Regions from separate parts of the Homo sapiens genome. Here region 2 is linked to region 1. The links are chromatin loops, found by intact Hi-C in ENCODE. Cell type or tissue: ovary. All regions are shown on one strand. Links, peaks and the distances in the headings refer to the core of each region. The heading gives the core; the rest is flanking DNA. Region 1 overlaps SLC44A3 (solute carrier family 44 member 3). Region 2 overlaps ALG14 (ALG14 UDP-N-acetylglucosaminyltransferase subunit).

Evidence for each region. A loop is a pair of places that touch in the nucleus more often than their neighbours do. Peaks named below come from ENCODE experiments on the same cell type or tissue, not always from the same donor. Only the 100,000 strongest peaks of a DNase experiment are listed, where the experiment ranks them.
Region 2: it touches region 1 in a loop (3-fold over the local background); 10 of 110 quality-filtered maps call a loop at or near these places.

What each region holds. Positions count from the first base shown.
Region 1 is chr1:94,858,717-94,870,512 of GRCh38, reverse strand. It overlaps SLC44A3 (solute carrier family 44 member 3), which reads right to left. Exons shown (of 15, transcript NM_001114106.3): 11 at 5,614-5,770; 12 at 3,096-3,182. Among named protein-coding and RNA genes, the nearest start is that of SLC44A3, 44 kb to the right of the region's middle. RefSeq lists an enhancer at 3,654-4,155. In ovary, for the core only: a CTCF peak has its summit at 6,228; DNase peaks (open chromatin) are centred at 5,467 and 6,332; H3K4me3 peaks cover 1,184 bases; H3K27ac peaks cover 2,500 bases.
Region 2 is chr1:95,017,515-95,029,310 of GRCh38, reverse strand. ALG14 (ALG14 UDP-N-acetylglucosaminyltransferase subunit) reads left to right here. Exons shown (of 4, transcript NM_144988.4): 3 at 2,051-2,182. Among named protein-coding and RNA genes, the nearest start is that of ALG14-AS1, 38 kb to the left of the region's middle. In ovary, for the core only: no CTCF peak of the experiment used is centred there; a DNase peak (open chromatin) is centred at 7,270; H3K4me3 peaks cover 518 bases; H3K27ac peaks cover 2,178 bases.

The DNA.
Region 1 (11,796 bases), core at 5,071-7,570:
AATTACAGAGTCAAATGACCTCTCCCAGTGACCAAGATTCCCCTTTTCTGAACTTCCACAGCCCTATCCCAACACTTAAACATGTACTTTTCTGTACTGTCATATAAATGTCTCATGCATATACCACTTACTGGCCCCTGGCTCCCAACAACTAGCTTGTCAATTTCTTGGAGGCTTGCCTTTTGCACTATACAGTAATGACTCTGTATCACCTCTGTATCACCATGGTCCTGGTCCCTATTATGCCCAGGTAGAAATAGTCTGCATACAGCATAAACACATGGTTGCTGGATGAACGCATGTGTGAGGTGAACATGTAATTTTTTCAGTATGCACACACTCAGTATTTATGATGTAGGGAGAAAAGTAAATGAGAAATTATGAGACTGAGAGTTTCATTCCCCACCTTGTAAGTGAATGCCTGTGCAGCCTTAGGCTGGGTGTTCACAAAATGCAGCAACTGCCACCTGCCTCCCTACTAGGATTTAGTGAAGATGGATTAGGCTTTTAAGAAGCAGTGGGAAAACACAACCATCTCCTTGATGTTAAATAAAGATGAGCATCTGAGTTTTGATGGTAACAAATGGATCTCATTCTCTTTTAGTATTTTCCAGCTCCTATTCCACAAAATGAGGAACATAAAATAGGGTTCAGCCTTTTTAAATCTGATTTCCAGAGACAGAGATGCCACAATGTCCCCTAGTAAGTCATTCCAATGCAAGGAAATTTCTGAAAAGGTGAATCTAAATTCCTTTTCTCACTTTATGCTCACTTTCCTTTGTCTACTGCCAAATGAGGCTGACAGTTGCTCTGATCACCATTTACAATCATCTTTATTCTTAAACATTTTTATTTCACTCTGCTTTCCAGTAGTCAATGTAGACCAGAGGTGACCCTTCCCTCTCCATTAATATTCACATCAATTCTTGTTTTTTCATTCTTCCTCCTCTTCCCAATCTCCTGAACCTTAGGCCTCTGAGCATCACCCATATCAGCTGGCAACACCCAGTTCTACAGGAGTCACCCCAAGGAAAAGACACTACAAAGCAGGTTTAGCCACAGCCTAGTGCACAGGCACCATGATTAGAATCTGAAAGACCTATCCCTGTTTGCACCACTGACTCACTACAGGAGCTGGATCAAGGCTGGCTTAGTTTTTTTGTGAATCAGGGATCATTACTTCCATTGACACAGCTTTTAAAAGGAGTCGTCACCTTCACAATGGTCATTAAGGTGTGGTTAACATTAATGTCACTTATGAGTTTGGAAACATTTTGAATTACCAAGGGAAATGGTCCTGGATTAATTAAGGTGGTGAAAGTTCAGAAGGCAGGAAAATACGTATCTCAGGATAACAGGGCAGAGGAAACAAATGTGAAAATGGGACCAGAGGTTTTCAAATGTGTTTCAGCAGCAGAGACCTGTCCTCAAATGAAACCTTCAGTACACTCCCACACTCCCACCCCTAAACCACATAAAGTGGAGCTGCTCAGGCCGCAAGGCCAGGCAGTATAGGCATGGTATATGGGGCCAGGGCCCACCCTTCCTCCACCTCAGCCATTTCTCTGCCCTCCTAATGTGGTGGTCCCCACAGTGTCCACAGGAGCCTCTAGGCTTCCAGGGGCCAGTATGAAAACCATGAGTGAAAGAGGGATGCGGAAAGTACCTGAATTCCCGTAGTACAGTGAGAGGGGATAACAGGTCAACCCTCGGGCCTTGTAGGGCCATATGGCCAACATATTTGTATATCAATGGTCCCATTCATTGCTTTTGTCTTTCTAGTCTATCTATATGTTTCTTAGACTTTATTTTTCATGCATATATATTTTATCATAGTTAATACATTTTTGCAATGCATCTCAAAATATTTATGAAGTTGCCGTCTGGATATATACACAATAGCTATAACATCTTACACCACGACAAATGTATTCAAACGGTTTGGACTGACTTGTTATATGTTCCCCCCCATTCTGAAAGGTCCTATGGTATTTGATTGTGTTTTATACATGCTGGCTTATAGCAATCCAAATGAAAACTAAATATACTCTAAAATGTTCTCCAAGTTTAAGAGCCTAAAAATAGACCTTACTATAAGAAGGCTACATTTTTCCCTGAATAATGAAAAGTATTCTAAATACCCCTTAAAAGACATTAAACATAGGTGGTCTAATTAGTCCCTTTACTTCTAAAGGTACATTTCTTTGGGAGGGGGCAATTATAAGAAATACTTTTCTAAGTGAGATTTCTGTGAACATTTAAATTATAAAACAGTTTGCTAACTTACAAAAATACTGCTTTGTGTAAATTTGACTAAGGACTATTAAAATCTCCTAAATGCTCTATAGAGAAATACAACATATTTAAATTTCCATCAATTTGAAAAATTCAGGAAAGGAAAAAAATCTGAAATCCAAACAATTGCAAGATATAATTTTTATAATTTTAAAGGCATATTTACAGCTTGAAAAGGAAAGACTGGTGAAATCTATGAAAATTAGGGAGGCAATTCTTTTCCTAGTTCAGGAAAATTATAGTTCTTAGAGAAGACACTGAAAATTAGCTCTTAGTTGATATATATTCATTATGCTTAGGGTTTCTAAATACTCCCTTCCCTCTTTATTTCTGAAAAGAGAAAAACTTTCTTTTAGAATTTGAAGCATGGCTTTAAAGGCCTATGGTTCTAGGGTAGGGTATGCAAACTACAGCTCAGGAGCTAGCTCCATCACACCGCCCACTTTTCTCTGGCAGGAGCTAAGAACAATTTTTACAATTTTACAATGGTTGAGAAAAAATCAAAATCAAAAAAAGAAAATTTCTTGACATGTAAAAATCATATGAAATTCAAATTTCAGTGTTGATAAGTTAAGGTTCATTAGAACATAGCCACATCCATCCCATTGACATTTTACCTATGGCTGCTTTCCTGCCATGATGGCAGAATTGAGTGGTTGTGACAGAGAGACTGGTCTGAAAGCCTAAAATGTTTACACAATTTAGCCCCTTAGAGAAGAATTTGCCAAACCTTGACCTAAGAGATGAAGCCCACCTTTGGACCCTTCTGTGTGTTCCTGAGGCAAGAGGTAGAGACGTACCTGGTTGAGATGGAGCAGGTATTTGTCAAGACACCAGAAACAGCAGTAGCAGCATCGGAACAGGTACCTGGACAATGCACCATGCTGCTGGATCAGGTTGAGAACAAAGGAACAGAGTCAAAAACAACACAGGAAAGAAGAAAAGCAGGCAGTTTCTGAGGAAACACAGTTTTTACTTATGCACCTGGGGAAACACTGGTGGCGTGGGAGAAGTTCTATTGTGTGCATACTACTACTACTAATTATGGTTCTAGTATTACTGAGGAGCAACATTTCTGTCTTGTGGACTTACGTGTTAGGGGTGCTATTAGGGAGGTTAGTCCATACTGAACAGCAAAACAAAAGCAGGCCTTCTGGTTCCAGTAAAAAAAAAAACCTCTCTTCCCCCTTCATCTGCCCTTAAGTGTCTGAAATGGTACACTTTGCTTTTTCAAACCAAAGTTTATATTCACGAAAAATCCACATCCCAGAAACAAAAAAAACAAATAATACACTGTAGGTACTAGTTATGTGCCCACATAAATAAAGAATCAAGTTTAACTCTGGAGGAAATAAATCCTGTAGTGAGATTTTTTTCAGGACTAAATTTCGAGGGATAAATTACTCCTTTGAAATATAACTTGAACTTGTGCATAGCTTAAGAATGAATACTTTAATGAACCTCTTGGGGGAAGGGTGCTCGGAGGCATCCTACCCACTCTCCAGAGTGAACACATCCCTGAAAACAATCCTGAAATAGCCTAGGATGAGGACCCCAGGAATAACTCAGCCTTATATGGACATTTTCTCATCCCAATGTGAATTCAATTGGATGAAACTTGATCTGGACACTTTTCAGCCTGGCTGTGTTGGTGAATGAGCCTATTTAACTAGGGAAAATCACACAGTGGCTGTGTGAGACATTTAAATTGTAGACACAGTGTGGGGCAGTAAGGCTGCTGAGGAAGAAATTTTTTTTTAACCTAAGAAAGGACACATTTTCCCAATAGTGACATCACTAAAAGCAATTTTGGCCCTTGGTCCTTGTGGGATCTGGGAAGTGATAAATAACCTTTTAGACCTCAGTCAGAGAGACCTTGGGCCTTCCACTGAGGTCCTTGGGCCTTCTCTTTTAGATTTATGAAAGGCCGTTTCCCCAGAGAGTTTAAAATGCCTAGCTTTAGGAGGGAGAGCAAGCTCCCGGCTGCTCATTAATTTATGATTATCTATTACCAATGCGCACACACACATATCACAAATAGATTTAAAATAAAACGCTGTCCTGTTCTTCAAGAAATCCTGCAAGTTTCCTAAGACTGAAGGATTGATTTCAAAATGCAGGAGCCAAAAGTAGCTAGTTTTGCCCTGGATATGGAAATGCCTCTTCAAGTCATCAAAATGTGGCCAAGCAAAATATTAATAGAAATACAAGAAAATATTCTACAATCAGGGGCAACTGCTTAGCATGCATTTCCAGATAAGGAAGCCAGATAATTTTATGTGTTATCCAATCAATTGCTTCTAATTGATAAACTAACTTTAAATCTTGGTTATAGATTTTAAAATATCAACAATTCAGATATCTTTTTAAAAAGTAAATGAAAACAATTCCAAAATACAATGTAAACCTATTGGTAAAATGTCCTGAATTTACTAAGGACACATAGCTATACTCAAAAGGTTGGAATCAGGTAAGTTTGTGAAACTGACCAAGTCACCAACTCTAAGGTGGTGACGGGGGAAGAGATTAACATTGTGTGAGAACAGAAGACTTGGGAAAAGTCCAATCTTCTCTTGTTTGGCAGGCCAGAAATACCATGAGAACAGCTGTTTTCCTGGTGTTCTGGTTTCCACTGGCATTCATAACCAAATGTGCATGGAAATAAAAACTAGGAGGAGAAATCCCCCAGGCACAAAAGCCCTACAGTTCTCTGTCCTTTGAGCTGAGATGTAGGTCAGCTTGCCCATTTCTCACTCTCAAGCGCATGTGTACACACGCATGTACACACACATACACACTCTCATTCAAACCCTCTCCTTTTCTCCCTCGTTCTTCCTCACACACACCAGGAATTTCCCATGACTGTCTCTAGGAAACACAAAAGGCAGGCAATATTTTAGCATCAAAACAGAAATGAACAAATATTATTCCTATCTTATGGTATATTTTTTTACTTAAAAAGGCATGATAAATGTTCACAAAAAAACTTGTTTAAATTTCACCTTAAGAGTTCATCCCGTCTGTTTGGCATTTACATAAGAAGGAAAATCAGCTAACTCAGAACTACTCCCTCCCCACGCCATCTCCACCGAGTTGGAGAAAACCCAATAAACAAAACCATAAACAAAACACAGACTCTGGGAAAATAAAAGTTTTGCTGGGAGAGGCGGGGGATGGGAGCTGAGGAGTGCAGGAGCTTTCTGCACGGCCCGCTGTCACAGGTCACATTTCTGTCCTGGGACCTGCTGTAGTTTTCCAGTAATTAAGTTTCTGGCAACCCAAACACAGAACGTGCTGTGTATCAGGAGGTAGCCTTACCTGTTCTTTCAGTGCGTTTTGCATGTACATGACAATGATTCTCGGAATCCTCACCACAGAGATTAAAAATGACCCTTTCACAACGGTTCCTTGATGGTAGAAGAAGAGAATGGAGAGAGACGAAAGGATGGGATGATCAGGAGGATCATTTTTACTTCTGGAAATAGGGAAAAGGATAGCATTTTAAAAACACTTTTTATAAAGCAGCAAAAGCTCTCTGGTTCCAATCATCTGTGGTACTAACAACTTAGAAAGTTGTGACATAATAAGCATTTGGCGAACTTTTTATACTCCTTGGTAGCTTCGGTTAAATTGTTTCTTGTATTAATTTAATTCGTTTTGGTGCCACTTAATGCTACAAATAAAACAGAAAAAATTTAAAAAAATTGATGAGTTAAAAAAGTTTCCCTCTTCATAATGCAGAGCCCATCCACCAACCCTTTAGGGTGCCTATTCATCTCATTTTCACTTTCAGAATTTTAATTGCGGCACAATCTCCAAGGTTTAACTTACACAGGAGTATACATAAATATTGCCAGCATTCACCTGGTGATTAAAAATCATCACCAAATCACATGACCAGGATCAGTGGCCAGAGAGGTAATAGTGAGCTCCCACTTACAGGAAAGGGACAGAAAGCCCTGGGTGCTTGGCTCCTACACAGCTCTAGGCTCCCCAAATCCTGCTGGTTTCTACTCTGCTCTTTAAAGGTCACTTCAGTGTGAATCATTTACGGGACTTGTCATGACGCAGCTCCCAAGAATGTGTACAAGTCAGTTTCACAGGCAGGGAAAAAAAAGTGAGAAAGAACAGAATGGGCACAGCCATCACTCTCCCCTAACCCTGAAAGATAAAACAAAGGAGTGGGGGCTGATGCCACCCCACGGGTGACCCTTTGAATTCCCGCTGAAGCCAGTTCTAGAAAATAAGGTCTTTCTGAGAAGCAACTTCACAGATTCCAAGTGAAGCTTGGTTTCTTTATAATGGATTATTCTACAACTTGCTCTGGTTGCTAATAAGTCACTATGAATTAAGGTTTTGACAGCAGCCTAGGTTTTGAGAGAGGAAAAGGAAGGCAGCCAGAAATGTTTCAAGAGTTGGCAATGGCTGCATTTTGCTGTTACTCAAATCAGCCAGGAAGAAAAAGAGAACATGAAAGTAATATTGGGAGCTGAAAAACTGCAACCCAGTTGTCCCACAAAAAAAAAGGATGTGTGTTTCAACACAGTGTTATTTAAAGTAGGAAAAACCACGGAAGCTATTGCTAATAGGAATTCATTTAGATCTGATAAACTAGAAGAGTAGTGTAGGCCAGGAAAATCTGACACACTTTTTTTTCCCTTCCCTCATTTTTCTTTTTTTTTAAGGAAGAACGTTTACTTTTCCATTGAGGAGATTTGTGTGCCTTAGAACTTATTATGGTGCTCAAGAGGGGAGGCAGGGAGAAGAGGACAACACCTGCTTTCCATCTGGTAGGGAAACACATGATTCATAGGCCTCTGTGAATGAGGGCCTTGGGGTTAGCCCTCCAGGTATTAGAGTTTGGGGTTAGGCATCAGCTTTCTGAGGTTTCACTGTGATGGGGTTAACCACTTCAGGCAGAGGAGTACCTGCACTGCCTCAGCTTCCCTAGTCTGTAACACATCCTGGTTATGGCTGGAGGCTCTGCCTGGCTTGGCTGGAAGAAGATGCAGAGGTTCCAGAAGCTGGGTTATCACGTGATGGGAGACGGAACTTAAAAAGAGGGCCCTTTCAACCCAAGCCAGCTCTTGGAGCCAGGAGTCACTCAATACCTGCCCTCAAAACTAGAAACAGCCCTACAGAAAAAAAAGGCTAATGAAGTGGTGTGTCTCTGAGGCCCCCACCTAGTCTCAGACTCATTTCCATGTTCAAAGGTAACGTCATCCTACCACCTCTCCCCTGCTGTGTGTGGGGCTAGTGCCTCCAGCTCTGTCTCCCTCACAACCAGCCAAACCTGCCTTCAGGAAGAGGATCTGACACACCCAGTGATGCTAAATATAATACTTACCTCTGGACTTATTCATATTTTAAGAATTGACCTGGGGGACAACATTCCAGTGTTGAGCATATGGGGCAACCCAGCGATGAGTGTATTAGGAGGCTGGGGAGGACTGGGCCCCCAGTCAGCCTTCCTCATCTCTCTCTAGATCTTCCCACTGGACCACATCCACCCCAATTCTGTGGGTAGTGGCAATAAGGAAGACACGGGCAGTGTTAGAGGGTAAGGCGACTCTAGCATATGCCCCATGAAGCCCAGCTTCCCCCTTCCTTTGGATGTGTGGCTGCTTTGAGTGCTAATGGTGCCTGGCTCCCAGAACAACGAAGCCAGTTGCCCAAAATACCACATCAATCCAAGCTGTGGGGCAAAGGGTTTAATGGTCCCATCCATCCAAGTCCTCTAACACCTTTGGGTCATGGTACAAAGTACTGTTTTGTAATTTCTACTCCCATCAGACAACAGAGTGCATACAGCCAGGCAAGCCGCATCATGGTCCTAGAGACAAGCTTTGGCTCTAGTTAGATCCAGCCTCGTGCTCACTAAAAACTCTTCTGACATTATGGAGAATTAATTTTGTGCTGAGGCTCCTGGACTAGGTGTGGGCTGCATGGGACAAATGGCCTCCAACGTAAAGCTGGTCCCAGCAAAGGACTGTGTGGTCCCTGTAGAGACCATGTCTCTTCCAGTATTTCTTACAACAAAATCACTGCAAGATGGGGTTTGGAGGGCTGAGAAGGTTGTATGTTTCTTTCCTATTCTACAGAAAATGAAAATCGTCTTTATTAGAAAGAAGAGGATTCTTTAGCTGGCCTGGGTAACTCTTGCTAGGTTAGGAAATTCATCTATCTCTACCTAAATTCCTTAGGCTCTGCTATGAATCCATTTCCTCTTCTCCATCTGTAGATATAGAGCAGCTGGAAACCCTCTTTTGTATATTTGAAAATGATGATGAAGTCACACCTCAAGTGTCCCTCCACCACCCTGAAGGGTTCTAGCTCCTTCCTATCACATCCCTAACACCACCTTTATGGCTCTCAGTTGATCCTTCTTCAAGCAAATGGTTGTAAAAAGTAAATTCTACAGATTGCCCATATCCTGGTACCTGATGGTATTTGTATGAACTCTTCAGCCCTCGTAGTGCATAAATGAATGACAAAGATGAATGCACCCTGGCTATATTTAATCCTCACCCTGAGTGCAGGCCAGAAAAGGATACGAAGAATTGTGAACTTTGAAGATTAGGAAAAATCTTGAGGTTTCAAAATTAGGCAGAAAATCAAAAAGGAAGCAGAGCTCTTTAATAAATGCAATAGTTGTGCTAAAAATAAATCATTGTGTGTTATATTATAAATTAATTTTTTTTAATCAAAGTAATATGTAAAGTGTCTTACAAAGCCAAAAATCACTGCTAGGCTTAATAGGAAAAACAGCAGTTTTCTTCCCCCATTCATAATTCTCTCTCCCTGAGATAATATTTTAGTTGTTATTAGAGAACTCACTTCCACACCTCAAAATTACATGTTCTTACTGCTATTTCTTGGTTTTTTGGCTTCAGATATTGTCTACTGACTTTTCTACTATGAAAGATTCTGGTTTTATTTTCTTACATAGCCTAACTCCCCCAATCTCCTCACACTCATGTTCCCATTCTTCCAATGTAATTACATCAAAGCTTTTAGTTAATGCTTAGTGTTTGTTATTCATACATAAATAATATGTGCTGTAAATAATATTCACAACTGATCTAAGTAGCATATTCCAATTAGATTCCCTTCCTGTACAACTTTTTTTTTCTGAAGTTAATTGTTTCACATTTTTTTATTAGCTTGGATTTCCATGGGCCTCACCGAACGCTTCACCAACGTGTAATGCTTTTCTTAACGTGTTCGAACACACCTGGTATTCCCTCAGTTCCATTTTCTTTTCATGGTGACATCTCTCCTGGAGCCCATTGTCTACCTTGGACTGGACGCTTTCCACGCCTGCTGCGCAGCTACCCTCCTGGGAATTCCTTGCTCTGCTCTGCTCAAGCCTGTTTTCTGAAACTCATGTTTTCCTCTCTGGCTTACACATGAGTTTCAGTGGGGAACATCCCTGCTAGAAAGGATGAGGGCAGGGAAATCTTGGGACTGCCTGTGCATGACTTTGTTCTTCTTTACCCTTGACTGGTAGTAAGAATAGGTATACAACTCTATACTAGGTATAGACTGGCTATACAATTCTAGGTTGGAAATAATCTTTCACTAGACTTCTACAGCCTTCCTTCACTGTTTTTCTGGTTCAGAGTTGCTGGTGAAAGTCAGATCCTATTCTGGGTCCTTGATCCTTTGCCTGTGATCTTTTTTCCCTCGGGAAGCTTCTGGAATCTTCTTTTTACTTGTGTCCTCCAGCCCTGGCAAATTTTCTTTGTTAATTTCCTCTCTTTCTTCTTTTCTTTGTTCTGTATTTCTGGGCTCATATTAATCAGATAGTGGGTCTCCCAAATTTATCCTCTTTTAATCCTTTCTCTCTTATTTTGTGTCTCTTTGTCTTTTTATTCTACCTTCTGAAAGAGTGCTTCCACTTTATATTTTAATCCTTCAATAGAAAATGTTCACTTTTGTAATCATACTTTTAATTACTCAAGAGTCTTGTTTTCTCACTATGCCCTTCTTTTGTTGGTGGGAGGGGATCCTAGCAATACATCTTTGTTCTCTCTGATAATATTATAGTTTGCTTTGTTGTTTCCTTTTGCAGCCTGCATTGTCTCCGTTTTCCCTAAGCTCATTTTATTTGTTCATTTTGATCTCTTCTTTCACTTAGAGGCATTCATCATGTTTAATAATCACTGGTAAACAGTTCAAATTGAAGAGTGAGGCTCTCCAGAATGACCTGGAAGCTCTGTGTGAGGCATGTTGCTTGTTGTCTGATGAGCTTCACTGTTTTGCTAGGAGTCAGGGAATCCATTTCATTGGGGGACCCCATATGGCACTATCTGTAGGTCTTTACTTTGGGTTAGGCAGTTTCTCCACAAAAGCATCCTCTAACCTCTTCCTAGGGAATATCAAATGAGCTGCCAACATTCTGGGAGCTGAACTGTGGAATGTGGGGTGCTGGTGTATGTGGGGGACCTCATTTCAGTGTTTAGGCTTTCACTTACTCCCCCTGCTTTCAGTACAGAGACTTGCCCCCAGCCTCAGCTGTACCTGATACCCCAAGTCCAGGCCCTCTCTGCTTTCCCTCTCTGGAGAACAAATTTTCCTGTCTTCAGCTGGTGTGGAATTTGGGGGTCTAACTACTCCTGAGGAAGGCTTTCAGCTAATCTTTGGAAATACTTTTTATACTTGAATTCCTGAGCCTCTCTGGGATTCTGTGGCTCACTTCAGGCTGCATCTTATTTGTCCTCCTCATGCAGCCAACACACACGGACAGGCTGCTTCTGCTTTCTCCAGCGGGCTTAGGGCACTGCTCCACCTCCCTCTCTTTGGCTCTCACCATTTGGTTGGTGTTTCTTATCTGCTGTCATTGCCTCTCTGTTTCTTACTGTCCTGGTGTGTTTGTGCCTGTTTCAATCTTTCATGATTTTTTGAGTGGCTGGAGAAAGGGAAGAGATTAGGAGATAAATGCATATGCTTCACTGGAAGTCCAAATTAGAAGTCCTCATTGAAAATGCTTTGATTTTGTTATTCTAAGATAACACAAAATTACTGTCAGGCAAATATTACCTGCTGGCAAATTTGGTTAGAATACTCTCTTTGCTCCCCTACCTGGGAGGAAGCAATACACACAACCCACCCCCGGCTGCTTGGAGGTTCTCAATGCCAAGGGCAACAGCCCCTCTGTGAGTCCTCTGGAGTCTCTAATGATGGAGGCTCCGGAACTGCACCACTACATTAAAAACCCACAGTGGTGGCCGGGTGTCGTGGCTCATCCTGTAATTCCCAGCACTTTGGGAGGACTAGGCGGGTGGATCACAAGGTCAAGAGATCGAGACCATCCTGGCCAACATGGTGAAACCCCAGCTCTGCTAAAAATACAAAAATTAGCCAGGCGTGGTGGTGGGCGCCTGTAGTCCCAGCTACTCGGGAGACTGAGGCAGGAGAATCACTTGAACCCAGGAAGCAGAGGTTGCAGTGAGCCAAGATCGTGCCGCTACACTCCAGCCTGGGCGACAGAGCAAGACT
Region 2 (11,796 bases), core at 6,238-8,737, 160 kb before region 1:
TGTTGCATAATGAGAACACTTAATTAAGGAGCCCTATGGAAAGATCCATTTGGCAAGGAACTAAGGACACCAACCAGCAATCAGCACTAAATGGCCAGCCATTGAGTGAGCCACCTTGGAAGTGGATTCTCCTGCCCCAGTCAAACCTTCAGATGACTACAACCCCAGCCACCCACTTGATTTCAAGTTCATGAGTCACTGCAAGCCACTAAGCCACTCTTGGTTCCTGACCCACAGAAACTGTGAAAAACAGAATATACTTATTGTTTTAAGCTGGTAAATTTGGAGATAATTTGTTACACAGAAATAGGTAACCAATATATCTGGAATTTTGATTCAAGGAAAATATGTTGGTTTCTCTTGATTATGAAAATATCACTTTCTTGTTGCAAATTTTAAACATATTCAAAGTTATTCTGACCTGAAAAATGAAAATATCCTGTAATATCATCTTCTCTGTAATTTCTGGCATGTAGTTCCAGCTCCAGATTTTTTTTCTTTTTCTTTTTTTTGAGGCAGACTCTTGCTCTATCACCCAAGCTGGAGTGCAGTGGCATGATCTCTGATCATTGCAAACTCTGCCTCCAAGGTTCAAGCAATTCTCCTACCTCAGCCTCCCAAATAGCTGAGACTACAGCTATTTTTTGTATTTTTTGTAGAGAATGGGGTTTCACCATGTTGGCCAGGCTGGTCTCAAACTCCTGACCTCAGAAGATCCACCTGCCTGGGTCTCCCAGAGTGCTCGCATTACAGGTGTGAGCCACTGTGCCCAGCCCAGTTCCAGATTTTTTTTAATGAAAATACTAATGCATGGCCGAGTATAGTGACTCAACCCTGTAATTCTAGCACTTTGGGAGGCCAAGGTGGGTAGATCACTTGAGCCCAGAAGTTCAGGACCAGACTGGGCAACATGGCGAGAACCTGTCTATACAAAAAAATTAGGTGGACATGGTGGCCCACACCTGTGGTCCCAGCTACTGGAGGCTGAGGTGGGAAGATCTGGGTATGGTGGCATGTGCCTGTGGTTCCAGCTACTTGGGAGTCTAAGGTGGGAGGATCACCTGAGCCCAGGGAGGTCAAGGCTGCAGTGAGCTGTGATTGCACCATGCACTCCAGCCTGAGCAACAGAGTGAGACCTTGTCTCAAAAAAAAACCAAACTAACAAATACTGATGTGTGTATGTATGCATGTGAGTATTTTGTTAATTGATGCTGGATTATATTAAACATGCTGTCTTCCAACTTGCATGATTCACTTAACGTGTCTTGGGATATCTTCCATACGAGTTCATATAGTTCTATGTCATTTGTTAATATATCTCCATATATTTTACTGTATGCACTTCTCCATTCCCTACTGGAGAATATTTGGTCTAATTTCAGTTTCCACAAATACAAACAATGATACAGTGGGGTAATCTGTGGGATATATTTCCAGAAGCAGAAATGCTGGATCAAAGGAAGACACATTTAAAGTTCTGATAGATATTTCCAGATTGCCCTCCCAAAAAGTTGTACCCATGTATTTACCCAGTGAATGTAAATGTCTATTTCCCCATACTCTCAACAACACTGGTTATCCACTGTCGTTGCCAATCAGGTAGGCGAAAATGACTTGTTTTCTGTTGTGCTTGTTAGCCATCTTTTTACATGTTTATCATTATTTGTATTTCTTCCATTTGGAGTTATCTGTCTGTCTTTGCCCATCTTGATACTAGGTTACTTGTCTTACATATTGACTGGTAAGAATTCTTTGTATATCAGCAGGTTAAATTCTTTGCCTGAAACATAGTTTATAGAAACTTCCCCCAACTTATTGTTCAAACTGGCTTTAACATTTTTTGAATCATAGGAACTTTTTTGTCATATGTGATCCCATCTGATGTGTTATATAAAGCATGAGATAGGCATTACAACTCTAATTTAAAAGTGGTTAGAATGAAAATTTAAATTAAAGAAAGCATTTCTGTTTCTACAGCTGTTAATTGTTACTATGTTTAACTTTGATATCAGTGACTCAGTTGATTTGGATTCCATCTGTTTCCTTCTAGTATACCAAATACTACATTCACCGAATTCCAAGAAGCCGGGAGGTTCAGCAGTCCTGGCCCTCCACCGTTTTCACCACCTTGCACTCCATGTGGCTCTCCTTTCCCCTAATTCACAGGGTGAAGCCAGATTTGGTAAGTAAGACCATCACTAAGGAGAGAGAAAGTAACTCCCTGTAGATCTTTCGTTAGTAACAGGACATACTGTTTTCTTAAACAGCTACCATTTATTAGTGTGCCAGGTAGTATGCAAGACCCTGAACTGGCTGGTGCCTTGATCTTGGACTTCCCAGGCTCCAGAACTGTAAGAAATAAATATCAGTTCTTTATAAGCCACCCAGTTTATCGTATCTCATTATAGCACCTGAAATAGACTAAGATATCATCCTTGGATTTTTGTGACTTTTATCACAAAGCACTCTTTCTCCTGCCTCAGCCTCCTGAGTAGCTGGGACTACAAGTGCATGCCACCAAGCCTTGCTAATATTTGTATTTTTAAGAGAGATGGGGTTTCACCATGTTTTCCAGGCTGGTCTTGAACTCCTGACCTCAAGTAATCTGCCCGCCTCGGCCTCCCAAAGTGCTGGGATTACAGGCATGAGCCACTGCGCCTGGCCTGTGACCAGTAATCTTTGATGTTATTGTTGTAATTGTTTGGGGACAGTGTGAATCGTGCTTACATAAGACAGTGAACTTAATAAATGTATGTGTTCTGACTGCTCCAACAGCCTGCTGTCCTCTCTCTGTCTCACACACACATACACACACACACACACACACACACACACACACACACACACATTCCTTGGGCTTCCCTGTCTATGAGACACAACAATATTGAAATTAGGCCAATTAATAACCCTGCAGTGGCCTCTCAGTGTTCAAGTGAAAGGTAGTATTTCTTATGTTTCACATTTTAAATCACAAGCTAGAAATGATTAAGCTTAGTGAGGAAGGCATTTGCAATAGGCAGTTAGTCAAGTTGTGAATGCAAAGGAAAAGTTCTTGAAGGAAATTAAAAGTGCTACTCCAGGCTGGGTGCGGTGGCTCACACCTGTAATCCCAGCCCTTTGGGAGGCCGAGGCAGGCGGATCACAAGGTTAGGAGATCAAGGCCATCCTGGCTAACACAATGAAACCCTGTCTCTACTAAAAATACAAAAGATTTGCCGGCCGTGGTGGTGGGCGCCTGTAGTCCCAGCTACTCGGAAGGCTGAGGCAGGAGAATGGTGTGAACCCCGGAGGCAGAGCTTGCAGTGAGCCGAGATCGCACCACTGCACTCCAGCCTGGGCGACAGAGCGAGACTCCATCTCAAAAAAAAAAAGTGCTACTCCTGTGAACACACTGGTTTCACGATAAGTACATGACATAGCCTCATTGCTGATATGGAGAAAGTTTGAGTGGTCTGGATAGACTATCAAACCAGTCACATTCCCTTAAGCCAAACCTAATTCAGGACAAGGTCCTAATTCTCTTTAATTCTGTAAAGACTGAGAGAGGTCAGGAAGCTGCAGAAGAAAAGTTTGAAGGTAGCAAAGGTTGGTTGAGACTTAAGGAGAGAAGCCATCTGCATAGCATAAAAGTGCAAGGTGAAGCAGCAGGTACTGATGTAGAAGCTGCAGCAATTTATCCAGAAAATCTAGTTAAGATAATTGATTAAGGTGGCTACACTAATCAACATGTTTTCCATATAAACAAAACTGCCTTATATTCGACGATGTCATTCAGGACTCTCGTGGCTAAAGAGAAGTCAATAGCTGGCTTCAAAGCTTCAAGGGACAGGCTGATTCTGTGTAGCTGTTGACTTTAAGTTGAAGCCAGTGCTCATTTACCATTCTGAAAATCCTCAGGCCCTTAAGAATTATGCTAAATCTATTCTGCCTGTGCTCTGTAAGTGGAACAACAAAGCCTAGATGACAGCACATCTGTTTACAGGATGGTTTGCTGAATATTTTAAACCCACTGTTGAGACCTACTACTCAAGAGACAAAGCTTCCTTTCAAAATATTACTGCTCTTGATATATTGGGCTGGATGTTTTTATTTAAAAAAATACAAAATATACTGCTCATTGACAATGCACCTAATTACCCAAGAGCTCTGATGGAGATATACAAGGAGATTAATATCTTTATGCCTGCTAACACAGCATCTATTCTGCAGCCCATAAATCAAGGCATAATTTTGACTTGCAAGTTTTATTATTTAAGAAAACATTTGTAAGGCTGTAGCTGCCATAGATAGTGATTCCTCTGATGGATCTGGACAAAGTCAATTGAAAACCTTCTGGAAAAGATTCACCATTCTAGATGCCATTAAGAACATTCTTGATTTATGGGAAGATGTCCATAAACAGGAGTTTGGGAGAAGTATATTCCAGCCCTCCTGCATGACTTTGAGAGGTTCAAGACTCAAGTGGAAGAAGTAATTGCAGAGGTGATGGAAGTAGCAACAGAGCTAGAATTAGAAGTAGAGCCTGAAGATGTGACTGAATTCCTAAAATCTCATGATGAAACTTGACTAGGACCCTATTCTGTGATAGGATTTATACTGTGCACTCGAGGTATAAAAGTAAACACAGCTCTACCCCTGAGTGGACTGAGGTGATCTGTGAAAATGGCTCGCTATTCACTTGACCCAGAAAAATCCCACAAAAGTCATGCAAACCAAGTTGTTCAAGTCTTCATGTTCACTTTAAGAACATCCACGAAATTGCCCATGCCAGAGAGACCTAAGTAACCAAGATGTTATGTAACTCCAATTTTCTTTAGACATGTATTAGATTCTGCTAATATTAGCTAACTTGCTCAATTGAAAAGTTATCCAGTATTTTAAAAAATATCTTTAATGCAGCAGGTACTAAAAGGGATGAATAAAACAGCTCTTCAGGAAGCTTATACTTTGGCTTCAGGGAAAATGGAGTAAAGAAACAACAGGTAGACTTGAAATACAGATTAATTCAGTTGAAAATAGAGACCCTATTTAAAAGGCCGGGCGCGGTCGCTCATGCCTATAATCCCAGCACTTTGGGAGGCTGAGGTGGGCGGATCACGAGGTCAGGAGATCGAGACCATCCTGGCTAACACAGTGAAATCCCATCTCTACTAAAAATACAAAAAAATTAGCCGGATCGAATGAGTAGGCTGATCTCATATTCTCTTGAAAATATACTCCTAAAGAGGAATTTGTTTCAAGGAGAAGAATAGAAAAGTTAATTTGTGAGATTGCTGATTATTAAAGTAAGAGGACTGCTTATGTTGGGGGAAAAAGATCTATAAAGTTCTTGAGGGTAAAGGCCAAGTATTTTTGCGTTTTCCATGGTCCTTTCTAGAAAAGCTTCCACATATTTGAGGAATGACTTAAAAATAAATGAATGAATACTGGATTAAGTGAGTCATCACAAAAACAAAGACACCCACTCCCTACACTGGTGCTCTTCTCAGGCTTTATTAAGAGTCTGAAAAACCAGGAGGGTTTCCAAAGTCTGCAGTGTTTGATTACTGGCTTCATTCCACCCTGGCCATTACCAAATGAAATACTCAAGGAAAGAGCTCTGCATACAAAAATGAAACCTAATTTAATTTTTAATCAAGTAAAAAATAAATTTCAGATTCTCCATATTAACAAATTGAAAGGAAATGGACCATTTCAACCTAATACTCTGCCTCTTTGCCTGAAGCTGGTTTAATTCACCATGACAAATTTAGATGTACTTATTACATCTACACTCACTCACGCTTTGTATGAAAGAAGTCCATTATTTTATTTAGTCATTTTTTTCCATGTTTCATACCCAGTTTGAGCTGTGAAATGTCTAAGTTCATAGCAGTAGAAAGTTGATGGCTGGGTGCGGAGGCTCATGCCTGTAATTCCAGCACTTTGGGAGGCCAAAGCGGGCGGATCACTTGAAGTCAGGAGTTCGAGACCAGGCTGGCCAACATGGTGAAACCCTGTCTCTACTAAAAATACAAAAATTAGCCAAGCATGATGGTGGGTGCCTGTAATCCCAGCTACTCAGGAGGCTGAGGCAGGAGAATTGCTTGATCCCAGGAGGCAGAGTTTACAGTGAGCTGAGATCATTGCACCCCAGCCTGGGGGATAGAGTAAGACTCCGTCTCAAAAAAAAAAGTTGATGACATGGATGGTGGGTTATTATCTATAAGTAGGATACTGTGATTTTTTTTTTGATTAGGTGTTTTCTGTGGTGAGCCACAAACTAGGTGGCACCAAGATTATCACTGTTTGTATAGTATATAAAATTTTTATTGGCCTACTAATTAACATGTGTTTGAAATATTAAGAAGAGGCAATTAACTCTTGTTAATTGTTGACATGCCAGAACCCTTACAGGAACTTTTTCTCCTTAACTGTTGTTAATTTGATTCTCTTTGTATAATGACTTTCATCTGGTATTATATTTGGTGGTGATCAAAAAACTTTATAACATGTTCAAAGGAAACTTGGCTAGACAAAGAAAAGGTCAGCTGTCCCAAGATGTTTATCTGTCAATGGAATTAAGTGAGAGTAAGGTTTTCCAAGCCAAGTCAGATGAGAAACAATTAGACCACACTTGTCTTACTGCTTCATGTTTTCCAAGATTAATGAAATCATAATTGGGAGCCATTTGTTTAGGTTTCCTCAGTTCCTGCTCCTCTGTTGCCCAGTCCTCTATAATGTGTTAAAATAATGCCAGTGTTACCCCTTCCCACTGTGTGTTTCCTCTCCATATATGCGCTGTAAATTTGGCAGCCTCCTTAAAGATACAGAAGGACTGGCCCTGCACTGTACGTGCATTTAGCAAGTCTGATGATGGTCAGAGTCCACTGCGAGAAGTGGTTTGATGTGAAAATCCCCCCAAATATCTGGTTTCTTGTGACTGACAAACTGCTTTTCCCAGTTGCATGGTGAAATTACCAGCTGTGCCACTGACACATTGGCTGAGTGACAACCTGTAGCTGCTTCCATCCATAAATGAGGTATTTAGTTTAAATGTTATAGCTTCTGTTTCACATTGAGTGAGTTCCGAACAACATCTGTGTCAAAATTAGGCTGCATATTAGCAGTTAGATTGCTTTGAGTTGTTTTGATTCGTCTCCATTTTGGGGGACTCTCAGCAGCTTGAAAATGATTTTTCTTTCTAAGTCGATGCTTTTTCCACTTGGCAAACATTACATTTTTCCTGTCTGCAGAAGCCAGCGTGGCTTTGCCTGTGATTTTTGCTCTCTTGTTTTGCTTTGCCTGCATCACTCTTGAGTTGTCACTGTTCCAGCCCATCACAGGCTCATTTTGGATCTGAGGCTGGTGGGGACTCTTCCTTTCAAGGTGAAAGCCAATGTGTTTTCCCAAGGATAGCTGTGAGGTCACAGTTAAAACAAAAATGAAAGTTGAATGAAAAGGAATTCAGTTGTGAGAGGATAAGAAAAAGGAAAACATGAGGTAAACAAAACTGTTTTTGAAGAAGGGACTGATGTGGTCACAGGCAGTGAGCTCCAGAGACCTGGCCTTATAGATGAGGGTAATGGGAGATGCTGGTGACGAGGTGAGAACAGAGGGTGGGGTGAAGAGAAGGGAAGCCTTTGAAATGACCTTAGATGCATGAATAATTCCTAGAACCAGTCCCAGCTTCACAGACTTTCAGTGCTTATTTTAAAGGATCATGTGAAGCAGGAGCTCTATTTGTATAGCACTTGAAAATCAAGAAAGTGATGTTTCTGTTTAGAATCTTTAAAATCGCTCTTTGACCTGAGGAAAAAATAAAAGAAGGGGGCACAGACAGCACCGATAATTGAATATGTAATGGAGAGCCTCAGAAGGGTGCTGCTCTCCAAGTTAAGTGGGATCATTAAAGTTTTAGAGTTTGTGTAACTAGAGTCAGTAGGGAAGCGTCATGGGAAGTTTTAAAAATTTGAATACAGACTGTGAACTCCTTGAGGAACGGTGAGGTGTATTACTCATCTTGGCAGTGCTAGCACCTATTCTAGAGCGTGGGGCATGTAGGAGTTCAATAAATTTTGAAAGAGTAAATCTGGGTAGGAGAGAGATTAGGAAAGGAGAAGTCAGAGAAGCTATTAAAACCTGATGATGACCATTTACAGCCTTTAGGTGGGCTGGAAAAAGTAGAATAGGAAAAAAACATTGCATAACTGCTCCTTGGTTAACTTTTGCTCCCTCTGAATTAATCGCTGAATTCGTCTAAGGATTTTTTTGATAACATGTTTCTAAAGTGTTAAATATTCTCTTTATCAAAGCACCATAAGAAAATGGCGAAAGTTTCTCATTCACCTTAACCAGAGTACACTTGCTTTATTTCTTTAATTGAAGTGAAATTCACATAACATAAAATTAGCCATTTTACAGTGTACAATTCAGTGGCATTTTAGTACATTCACTATGCTGTGCAACCACCACACACCTTTACAGCATCGAGTTCCAAAACATTTTCATCAATAGTTGCTTTACTTTAATTTCTTGGTGTTGTAGAACCACTTAGAGTTTTGTGGGGTTTTTTGTTTTGTTTTTTTTTTTTGAGACGGAGTTTTGCTCTTGTTGCCCAGGCTGGAGTGCAATGGTGTGATCTTGGCTCACCGTGACCTCTGGATCCTGGGTTCAAGCAATTCTCCTGCCTCAGCCTCCCAAGTAGCTGGGATTACAGGCGTGCACAACCATGCTTGGCTAATTTTGTATCTTTAGTAGAGACAGGGTTTCTCCATGTTGGTCAGGCTGGTCTCAAACTCCTGACCTCAGGCGATCTGCCCGCCTCGGCCTCCCAAAGTGCTGGGATTACAGGAGTGAGCCACTGCGCCTGGCCACCACTTAGCATTTTTTACTTCATTTGGGGGAGAAAAAAAAAAGATTAAAACACAGATAGTGTTTTCTAACAGCCTCTGGAGATCAAAGGCCCTCTCCTTCATGGTCTTTCTAATTCCTTGTTTACCCTGCCCAGAAGTCATTGAGTAGATGTATCTTTTTCAGTTAGCGCTTACTCTTTGATACTTTGCAATTTGATGACTTATTTTTCTCCTTGTATAATTTTTTATCTTTTTTTTTTGAGACTCAGTCTCACTCTGTTGCCCAGGCTGGAGTGCAGTGATATGATCTCGGCTCACTGCAACCTCCGCCTCCCGAGTTCAAGCGATTCTCCTGCCTCAGCCTCCTGAGTAGCGGGATTATAGACGCATGACACCACACCCAGCTAACTTTTGTATTTTTAGTAGAGATGGGGTTTTACCATGTTGGCCAGGCTGGTCTTGAACTCCTGACCTCAGGTGATCCACCCGCCTCGGTCTCAAAAAATGCTAGGATTATAGGCATGAGCCACCACACCCGGCCATGTATCATGGATTTCTTTTTCTAGTGTAAAACATACATGAAGTTAAATCAGCTGTAGAAAGCTTATTGCTGGGATTACAGGCATGCACCACTATGCCCGGCTAATTTTGTATTTTTAGTAGAGACAGGGTTTCTCCATGTTGGTCAGGCTGGTCTCAAACTCCCGACATCAGGTGATCCACCCACCTTGGCCTCCCAAAGTCCTGGGATTACAAGCGTGAGCCACTGTGCCCGGCCAGGTTATCGCTTCTTTACCTGTTAGCATGCAATTTGAAATTCCACTCATACCAGGACAGCATTTTACAGCAGATATAAGCCAAGCGGCTTCTCAACTTCAGTGGTGCCTTTTCCACATAGTCAAAAGGGTTAACTGATTTTCCCTAAGATACATGGGCAAATAATTATTAAAATGTTCTTCAAAAGGACCTTACAATCAAGAATGAGGATAAGTGGAATGAGTAAACACCTTACAAATTTCAAATACTATTATGGCTTACTGCAAAAGCTGTGTTAGCATTATTGGGTGAGGAATGTAAAAGATCCAATCAGAAACAGGTTAGAGAGCTTGAACTGGTATTATACATGCTTAAAAATAGCAAGAAGGTCCCTGCTGATAAGACCTTCAAATTACAGAAAGAACATATTGTGACTGATAATTCTTTTAAGAAATGTGAATACCAGATTTATAAGTTTCACGTGTTTGCAATGTCAAAACTTCCATATTCTGCCATAAAAAGTGAAATCCTGCAGTGGAATCAGCTGTAGAATTGCAAAGGGCAGCAAATTCCATTTGTTAGCAAAATACCATTTTGCATTCTTGGTCTTCCTGAATTCACATTTAAGCCACTTATACAAATCTTTGACACAAGCAATTTTTAAAATATGTTTATGGCTGACAGTTTGTGAAAACAGGTTTGCTTTTGTGGGCTAATCACTTTTCTCTAAAGACAGGTGTCACATGCTTAAATCAGTTGTGTCTACATCTTAAAGTTCCAGATGTTATTTTTCACAAGATTTACTTACACAGTACAGTATTTTGTAGATAAACCTTGTTAGTGGAGGCAGTGCCTGGATTCAGGGAACTTGGTCTGTTGCTGTTTAATTATTCCTAAGCCAATTTGCCTGTTGCAGTTTTTCAAGGAGCCATGATTCATCTCTGTGAAGTCACACAGGGAGAGAAAAATTCCCCACTGGTCACTTCTATTAAAGAACAGAATTGGGAGGGGCTGGAGGTTGGGAGAAGGTAGGGGGTGAATTTCCTGCTCTCTGTGGAAACCAGGTGCAGCTTATATAAGGCAAACTTTCATTCTTAAGGTCATAAAAGAATTCCCCATATTTACCCTTCCTTCCTTCCTTCCGTCCCTTTTTTCTTTTTTCTTTTGTCTTTTTTTCTACTAATTGAGACAGAATCTTGCTCTGTCACCCAGGCTGGAGTGCATTGACATGAGCTCGGCTTACTGCAACATCTGCCTCCTGGGTTCAAGCTATTCTCCTGCCTCAACCTCCCGAGTAGCAGGGATTACAGGAGTGTGCCACCACACCCAGCTAATTTTTTTATTTTCAGTAGAGGCGGGGTTTCACCATGTTGGCCAGGCTGGTCTGAAACTCCTGACCTCAAGTGATCTGCCCTCCTCAGCCTCCCAAAGTGCTGGGATTACAGACCTGAACCACCGCGCCTGGCCACCTCATATTTTCTTTATAGGTTTCATTGAGAATTCATCCTGAATATTTGCTTCCCATTTGATTTCCTATAATTTCCAATCTACTTTTTTTTCTGGTTTGCATCCATTTTACCTCAGTTGTGATACACAAGAAAAAATACCATCCTACAAATCAGGAGGTTTTGGCTTTACTCTCATCTTTGTCAGTAGTTAGGTGTGGTGACTCAAAGCTAATCAGTTAGCTTCTCTGACTTAGCTTCTCCTTCCTATCAAATAGGAGTAATGAGAAGCTCCAAGAGAAGGATCACAGTTGGCAGATGCACTTGCTTTTAACCAAGCCACTCCCTCTGCTGGGAAAGTGATTCCCTGCCATTCAAAACCACTTACTTCTGCTCACCTCCTGCCAGGACATATGATCCTTGGAGCTCCAGTGCCTCATTGGATTTTAGATATTGTAGATCTCAAAAATATATATATGTGCTTGAATTATGATGTCGATGTGGCTATTAGAGTCATTCTGGGGTTCCCCAGGGTTTCCTTAGGGAGCACCTGTCACCCATACACATCCCAAGGGGCCTTCGAGAAGGTGGTTGCCCTTCTATGGCCCTCCCTGATACATGCTCGTGGCCCTCCTCTCTCTTCTGTCTCTTTCCATGCTTTAACTGTTCTTTCTCTTTCTTCCTCTCATCTACACCTCTCCCCTCCATTGGGATCATGTTGAAGCCCCTGTTTCATCTTATCCTTGACATTCTCTCCCACC